2 separate regions of the Mus musculus genome follow, and region 1 is linked to region 2. Evidence: chromatin loops called from intact Hi-C (ENCODE). Cell type or tissue: left cerebral cortex. All regions are shown on one strand. Links, peaks and the distances in the headings refer to the core of each region. The heading gives the core; the rest is flanking DNA.

Region 1 (4,308 bases), core at 1-4,000, 120 kb after region 2:
CCTGTGGAGGAGAATGCTAGGATAGTGAGGTAGGAGTGGGTGGGTGGGTGAGTGGGGGAGCACCCTCACAGAAGCTAAGAGGAGGGGGATGGAATGAGGGGTCTGCAGAGAGGAGACGGGAAGGGGGACAACATCTAAAATGCAAATAAATAAAATAACCAATAAAAAGTTTGAAAATGGAATATTAGTTCAACCAAAATGAAGATTAGCTTGAGTGGAAGTCTCAGGGCGGGAAGGTAACATTCATATGATTGGCTGGGAAGTAGAAAAGAGACCCCCAAACCATCTCTCATAGACAAAGTCCAGTACATTTTCACTTTTTTTTGTGTGTATCTGTAGAGGAAAGCCAACAAATAATTCTGCAAACTGAAATAGTATAAATTAGTGATGCAGATGTATTTAGAAGTATTTGGGGGTAAATCCCAAGCTAATGGGCTAACAAAGGAGAGGTAAAGCCAGGAGGGGGAGCCCGGGCAAAGTTGCTGCTTTGCTTTAGGTTTTCAACTGCATACCTTAGAGCAGAGGTTCTCACCCTTCCTAAGGCTGTGACCCTTTAACACAGTTCCTCACAGTGTGTGTGGTGACCCCAAACATTAAATGATTTTGCTGTCATTTCATAACTGTAATTTGCTAGTGTTACAAATCATAGTATAAATATCTTGTATGTAGGGTATTTAATAGATAATCCACCCCCAAAGGGGTCTTGGCCCCCAGGTTGAGAACCACTGGCTTAGAGGATAACTGACATTTTCCATGTGGGATATTGTATACATTGGATTGGAAATAAACAAAATAGGTAAGGACAAAAATGAAAAGGAAATAAATATCCACGATATTCCAACTTCATGGATCACAAGATGACCAAGACAGCAGCCTTGGACGCTGCAGTTGCAATAAGAAACACCAGAGAGAGAAGCGTGCAGACCCATTAACACTTAAGAAGGTTCACCCAGTGAGCACTCCTGAGACGTCCCATGTGCCATCATAAAAGATAATGAGTTTGAGAGTAGATAAGAGGAAGAAGAGAGTCTTACAGCAATGGCATCTTGAAAGAAATAAAGCTTGAGTTTAGATTTAAGCAAAGTTGTGGGAGGCGAAGAGTTAATAGAAGAGTTACTAGAGTTAAAAGTGTCCTGGGCTAGGTCAAAGCTCCTGGTTATCTGAAAACCAGCCAGGAGGAGGCCAATGTGCCTACATTATAATAAATACAGGAGAGGAAGCTGAGAAGCTGAAACCAAGCCCTACACAGTGTTTTATAAGGAATTGGATTTTAATTTAAATTTGATCGTAAGTCATTGACAGAGGAGTTGGTTTGTTTGTTGTGTGTACATTTTAGGATAAGGGTCAACTGGACCAGCCTACATTGACATTGAACTTGTGGTTCCTTGCCTCTGCCTCTCAACCGTTGGGATGATAGATACACACCTCCATGTCCAGCTCAGAATAGTAGTTTTGAGATCTGACTTAGTTGTTGAACCAATGTTGTACTGGGAAGGACTGGGCAGGAATAGAACAGAAAGTTTACTTTTAAAGACTCACCGAATTTTAGGATGAGATGTTTGGATAGACAGATGGAAGGATGGATGGATGGATGGATGGATGGATGGATGGATGAATGGATGGATTAAGGAATGGAGTGACTGACTGATATAGATAGCAGATTTGGGCTGAGAATCTTAATTTGGGCAGAGTAGCAAGGCACAGCTAAGAGGCCAGGGGGGCAATTTCAGAGCCAGATGGAAGGGGGGAGGTGCAGAATTATTTCTTCTGCAGCTGGTCTCCCCAAATTTTCAGACTTGCTTTACCATATATGGACAGACACTCAGGTGGGGGTGGCTGAGGCGCCAGCATGATTATGCAGGGAATAAAGACTTGCCAAATTGCTTTAAACTCAGCCCATCTCCATTCTGGCTCTCACCACACTTGACGTGAGCGTGCAACCGGGCTTGTAAATAACTGTGCTTGGAGGCCGAGCTGGGAATTACGCCCCTCCAGACAGCTATTCAGAGACTGAGAGAATAGGGCCCACTTGCTGTAATGCTATGCATTAAAAAGCACTTAGGCTGCTAAAATCGGCATTAGAATTGCACATCAACATTGCTGCCGTGCTCTCAATGGGACTCTGGAGTCCAAGTGGGACTCTCAGAGTTTGCAGAGGGGAGAAAAGCCGTCTCAGGCAGTCTCTCTACCTCAGCCCACCCAGCAGCACCACCTCTACCCTGTGGAGAATCCCCTCCATAAATGGGGGAAAGAATGATCTTATTTTTAAGCCAAGATTAAACTGGGCCCGTAGTGTGCAAGGATGATAGGTCTTCAAGAGGAGAGAAATGAATCTAAGCCGTGACAGCACATCCATCCAAAGGTGGCAGGAAGGGGTGGTGCAGGTGTTCCTGGGAGTTAAGAGGAGCCCCAGGCATAGTGTACCCCACATAGAAGGCTTGAAGTAAATGAATGAATGAATGAATGAGTGAATGAATGATTGAGTCATACATTTCCATCCCAGTCTAGTCCCAGCAGTTCTTTGTTCTTTCATTTCTGCCTAGGAATCAAATGCACTGCTGGGCCAAGTTTCCACCAAGCACTTTAAGGGGTGCACAAGAGTGGCTGAAAACAACGCACGGCATCCCCCTCAATCTCTCCAGCAGTTGTCCCAGGCCCTTCCACTAAAAGGTATGTCACTGGGCTTTATTGAGCTTCAACAACTCGATTGTTCTTTAGCAAGTAGTTTATTTTATTTATTTATTTATTTTAAGCTATCCAAAGCAATGGCTCCATCGTGTTGTTTACATTTTATTTCGCCATTTTATTTTTGCCCATGTCCATCACCTCCTCCACTGCCTTCTCTCCTCCTTCCCAGGCTCATCAGGCCACTGCCTGCTTCCTCCCACACGGTCCCTGCCATGCTTTCACTTCGTGTGTATTCCGCTACTTTCTTCTCCCCATTCCTCCCTTAATGTTACATCCTCCCCATGCCTCTCCACCCACGAACACACTCCTCTACGTCTCGAGTCTACATATGACACTCTTCCTTCATTTAGCATAAAGAGCTTCATTCGGTTCAGATGCCATCCCTGCAAATGCTAGAATTTCATTTTTCTTCATGACTGAGTAAGACGGCATCGTGTGCGTGTGCCACATTTTCTTTATCTGTTCATCTGCCGATGGGTATCTAGGCTGGTTCTGTTTCTTAGTTATAGTGGGAAGTGGAGAGTTGGGCTGGAAATAGCATCGCTGAGTCACAAGGTAGTTTTAACTTTCAAAGAGAGTGAACCAACTTATCTTCCCGGCAGCTATGCATAAGGTTTCCTGTTCCCTCATATTCTCACCAACACTCAATGGCATTTAATTAATTTTTAAAAATTGTGTATGTATTTTTTTTCTTGGTCTGCATGTGTCTCTGTGTGCCATGTATTTACCTTGGGCCTGCAGAGGCCAGAAGAGGACACTGGATCCCCTGGAACTAGAATAACAGATACTTGTGAACTACCATGTTGGTTCTGGTAGTCGAATCTGAATCCCTCTGAAAGAGTGGTCAGTGCTTCTAACCGCTGGGCCTATCATTTGATTTTTTTGATGAGAGACGTTCTGACCATGATAAGATGGAATCTGAAATCAGTTTTATTTCCCTGACAGCTAAGAATGTTGGATTCCCCCCTCCCAATATTTATTGGCCATTTATATTGTTACATTGGAAGAAATTGGCCTATTTATTGGTTGTATAATTAGTCTGGGGTGTTTATGTTTTGGAGTTCATTATGTATTCTGGTTATTAATTCCCTGTCTAATGTGTGCTCGGCAGTTTTTACCATTCTGTCATCTTCTTGCTCTTTCTCCTGATGGCTGCCATTGCTTTCACAAGCTCCAATTCCATGTAACTCTACCTGTCCGTTCCTCAGATTGTTCCCTATACCCTTGAGTCCTCCCAACAGAAAGTCTTCGCTTATTTCTATATCTTGAAGTATTTTATCTGTTTTCCGATGTGAGTTTCGAAGTTTCAGGTTTTACTTTTAGGTCTTTGATCCATTGTGAATTGATGTTTTGTGGAGAGAGAAGGGTGGGAGTTGAATTTTATTCTTCTATAGGTAGCCATCTAGTTTCTCCAGCAGCATTCGTGGAAGGGGGTTTTTCCTCCCCAATGTCTGTTTCTGTCAACTTGGTTGAAAATAAGTGAGGCTACAGCTGTGTGAGTCTGTTTCTGGGTCCTCTATTACATTCCACTGGTTCACGCGTTTGTTTTTCAAGTAGGTACTTATGTACATTTATAGATGATTATACAACAAGTTAAAAACACAAGGATTAAAAAAAATA
Region 2 (4,726 bases), core at 419-4,418:
TTGGAAGGTGTGGCATGTTGGTCGGGGGGGCTTCCAGGGGCTGAACCATAAAACCTTGAAGATGCAGTGTCTCATCGATGGGAAGTATTCCTTCGGGTACTTCCTACAACCCTGCCTCCTTAGTTAAAAACTTCGGCAAATAAAATTGATTCTCATTCTTCATGGTCATTATGTTAAAAAGAATCACAATATTGAATTAGCAAATTTTGAAACATTGCCTATAGGGAAAACACACCACTAGTTTTTTGTGAATCTCTGGTCAAATTTTCATCCATAATGGATAACCTTATTTTATGTGTACTTCTACTTAATGATATATAATTTAATATATAGTTTTGATTTATTAGCATTGAAATTATGGTCAATAGTAATATAATTTATGCCTACAATCTCACTTATGCATTTTCTCCACGGGAAATGTGGTAGCCTACTGATGCTTATTAAAAGCAGAAAGAACTTCAGCACTTTCTATGGTGAACCATTTAAAACAGCAAAACCAACGGGAAGTGCCAAAACAGGAGAAAGGACTCACTAAATACACTTCCGAGAGGATGCTTATTTACTGTATGGGAGCAAAAACAGAAGGCATGAGTTACCCTGCTCTCTCTCTATTGGGAGCACACAAATGGGTAACCCAAAGCCTTACCTTCTGCACATGCCTACTTAGGGCTGTGGAGTGCCATGAATATTGAATTTGATTATGATAGATTTTTACAAAATTTGCAAACATGGAATATGTATATAGTGAAAAATCAGCTCTATCGAATGTTTGATGGAATGGACTAGTTATGTGTCTAAGTCATTTGCAGCTTTGGTGGCATAAGAGTGAATTCTGCATGAATCAACAGACAGGTCATGACAGAGAGAGGAGAGCAGAAGTAAGTTGCAAGAAGATCTTTGAGTTCTGGAGCTGGGTAGTCTGGATTCAATGCCTACCTCATTGCTTAATATCCAAATATAGACAACGGCAGCCCACTTAACCTCTGTGAGCCTCAATGCCTCCATCTGCAAAATGAGATAGAAATAGTGTTGGGTTATTTGGATTGTCTTGTAGACTGAACATGCAGTGCCATGCATCACACACAGAACATACTCAGAAGGCGCTGGCTAACATCAGGATCCCAGAGAGACTGATGATATTACCAGCAGTGGCTTTAGCCATTGGTAATGACTGTCATGCCGTATTTCTTCACGTGAACCACAAATTAAACCGCAGCCTTCTCTCACAAGATGTCTCTACGCGCAGAAAGAATAAAGTTTTTGGTTCATGTATTATTTCTACATTTGTTTTTTGTTGGTGTGTGTATGTAGTGTGTATAAACACTGAAAGTAAACTCATGTTCCCTTGAGACAGGGCCTCTCACTGAACTTGAAACTAGGCTGGAGACCAGCAAGTCCTGCAGTGGTTCCCCCTGTCTCTTTCATGGCGCTGGAGTTGCATGCACACAACCCTGCATAGTTTTTTATGAGAGTGCCAGGGATAGGAACTCAAGTCGTCATGAGTGCACAGTGTCATGTGTACACAGCAGGGGCTCTTGCCTGCAGAGCCATCTCTGCAGCCCCATTTGTATTTTGGGTCTGGGTTCGAGAGTCAATGCTCTTCTATAACTCCATGATCTGTTTTACATCATTAGTTAACTTTTCTGTGCTCCAGTTTCTCTATATTTCTATCTCTATTCCTATCTCTATTCCTATCTCTATTCCTATCTCTATTCCTATCTCTATTCCTATTCCTATTCCTATTCCTATTCCTATTCCTATTCCTATTCCTATTCCTATTCCTATTCCTATTCCTATTCCTATTCCTATTCCTATTTCATTTTATTTTGAGGGAGGGCTTCATTTAGCCTAGGCTGGTCTTGGTTCTCTATATAGCAGAGCACAACCTTGAACCCCTGTTCCTGACATCTCCACCTTGTAAGTGTTGCGATTATAGTTGTGTGGTACCACATCTGGTAGACTTAAGTAGTGGGTGGGGCATTGCATTTAGAGGTGGCTACTAAAATGTAAGATTCCTAGATATTCTGACAAATCCTGGGGAGGACAGAAGAATTTTCTAGGGTATGAAATGAATATTCAAACCAGTCTCATTTAGGTCTCAGGGTTGGAGAATTCCCAAAGGAAATCTTGTACAACATTTTAAAGGATCTTCAGGTCTCAAAGACAAACTGCATCTTGGTAACTGACTGTGCCATGGAAACAATTCTTTTCTCCTGCCTTCCTTCCTCCCTCCCTCCCTCTCTTCCCTCCTTCCTTCCTCCACTCTCTCTATCCCCCTTCCTTCCCTTTTCCTTCTCTTTTTTTCTTCTGACAATTTTTCTATGTTGCCCAGTCTTATTGCCAACACACAATTTTCTACCTTACAGATTTGGACCACTATGCCTGGTTGAGACTATCTTTTGTCTACAACCTAAAGATACACTGAAAAATAACAAACCAAACATTTCTATATTCAGAGGTCTTTAGCATTAAGTGTGGGCTCTGATATATAAATTAAAATGTCCAAGAGTGGGAAGTCCCACTTACTCTCTCCAAGTGAAGCAGCCATCCCAGAACTTATGAAAAATTGAACATGTTCTTGTCATGAGCTCATACTGCCAACTCAGATATGACTCACAGAAACGACCATCTAACCTGAGTTTCAGTCTAATGTGGGTGTTCCAAGTCATGACTCATTTCCACTCAGTTTAGCTTCTGGGAGTCATGAGACAATATGCCTCTGTTTATGTGCTAGGGATATAAATGTTCATTTACTCTATTCCATTCAGTTCAGGATTCAATTCTAAAGCCAGCAAGCATGAGCAACCAGATACTGCCTAGTGTCCATTAGGGTTTTGTTACTAGTTATTGCTTTATGTACCAGTTGAGTGACTAACAACATATGAATTTTCGACAAAACATAAGAATCAAATCAGCTCATAAACTCAAGCAAATTTTTGGGAAAGATTTTGAACAAAGCAACATACACGCTCTTGGACTCAGCAAGAAGAAGATCTGTAAATTTTCAACTATATCTGTAGTTGAAATGCAAACATGGAACACATGAAAATGGACATTAGCCAGGACGCTGCTTTTTCTGCTGCCAGCAAAGGTTTATGTGCTGAGACACAGGCCCTTACAGGGCAGAATTCGTATATATAGCCAGCCTGTGGCAAGGATGGCTATCATCACAGGGAACCCTTACCTTTCTGGTTCTTTCCTCTCTGCCCTTTCTCTAACTCCTTCATTCTAGCTGGAGCCAACTGTCCCAGGAACCCAATCCACCTTCTAAGCATGGTGGCTGGCTAGAAAGTCTAGTCTGTAACCCTTCAAGTTCTCTCTCCACTGGAAGAACAAGTCAAATAAAGGATTTTGAGTTTGCAGATGATTTGGTGGTTCCAAGCCTTTATGATTTTTATGAATGAATATGTTTTTATGTAAAAAATTTAAGAACATAAAGAGAATTGCCAACTTAATTTTCCAAGCAAAGGATAGATAAATTATTACAATCATAAGAGAATGCTTTAATACCATAGATAGGAAACTATAATCTCAGAATAGAAGAATTTCATCCATAGCTAGGTCTGTATTAATATTTCACAGTTTTTTCTCAGATGCGGCAGTGTGATCATGGGCCAGGGTAGTCTAGGGACCAGCGTATGTGCAGAAGTCTGGAGCTGCTGGGCTTCTGGCTATCGCCAGTGAGATATTTACTGATAAGGTTCATTGAGTAGCCATGCCAAAGTATGAAGGGCAACAACACAACTCTTGAGTGGAAAGTGAGGGTGGAAGTTTCGGTGGCCCTGGGGTGAGGTGTTAGGCTTGGGGTTAGTCAAACTTACTTAATGACTCTGGATGTTATGGCTGAGGGGCAGGAACAGAGGTGGGCAGAGTGTTATCTGGGGAAAACTAGCTCACAACAAGAATAGACGAGAAAGGAAGGAACAGATTGTTCCTGGGAGGGTTTCCATGATCTTAGATGGACTCGGGTAGTGCTCTGTGGACAGGGATGTAGACTGTCATGAAGTGGCTGATGGTTTTTAGATGATTGATTCGATGCATTCATGGATGCATTTGTCTAAGAGGTGGCTGTTGGGTTGTGCAGTCAGTCCACTGAGCACTGGCAGTGTGGAAACAAATATGGCATAGTCTTTGGTCCCAGAAATGCATAACTATGTACAAGTTATAAATATGGATGGGCTGCCTAGTTTTATGTCAACTTGATGCAAGCTAGAGTCATTTGGAAAGAGGGACCCTCCAGAGAAAACTCCCTCCAGATGGGCCTTTCGGCAAGCCTGTTTTTTGTTTTTGTTTTTATTGATAGTTGATGTGGAAGGGTGCAGCTCACAGTGAGCGGGGCCACAACTGGGCTGGTTGGTCATGGGTGTTGTAGGAAAGTAGGCTGAATAAGCTGTGGGGAGCAAGCTAGTAAGCAGTACCCCTCTGTGGCCTCTCTGTTTCAGTTTTGGCTTCTTGTTTCCTGAAATGAACCCTTTTCTACCCAGGCTGCACTGTGGGTATTAAGAAAACAAAATGGTTGACAAAATGACTCAGCAGTTAAGAACTCATGACCGCTCTTGTAGAAGACCTGGGTTTGGTTCCCAGAACCTACATTGTAGCTCTCAACTATCTGTGACTCCAGTACTGGATGATCCAGTGTCCTCTTCTGGCCTCTGTATGTACCAGATACACACGTGATGCTCGTATATACATGCAGGCAAATACGCATACACATAGAAAATAGATG

The links. A loop is a pair of places that touch in the nucleus more often than their neighbours do. Peaks named below come from ENCODE experiments on the same cell type or tissue, not always from the same donor. Only the 100,000 strongest peaks of a DNase experiment are listed, where the experiment ranks them.
Region 1: it touches region 2 in a loop (14-fold over the local background); 4 of 42 quality-filtered maps call a loop at or near these places.

Annotation. Positions count from the first base shown.
Region 1 is chr9:99,833,855-99,838,162 of GRCm38, forward strand. It overlaps the pseudogene Gm518. Among named protein-coding and RNA genes, the nearest start is that of Sox14, 40 kb to the right of the region's middle. In left cerebral cortex, for the core only: no CTCF peak of the experiment used is centred there; DNase peaks (open chromatin) are centred at 1,916, 2,279 and 3,092; H3K4me3 peaks cover 398 bases; H3K27ac peaks cover 731 bases.
Region 2 is chr9:99,717,556-99,722,281 of GRCm38, forward strand. No RefSeq gene overlaps it. Among named protein-coding and RNA genes, the nearest start is that of Cldn18, 9.9 kb to the left of the region's middle. In left cerebral cortex, for the core only: no CTCF peak of the experiment used is centred there; DNase peaks (open chromatin) are centred at 2,115 and 2,653; H3K27ac peaks cover 218 bases.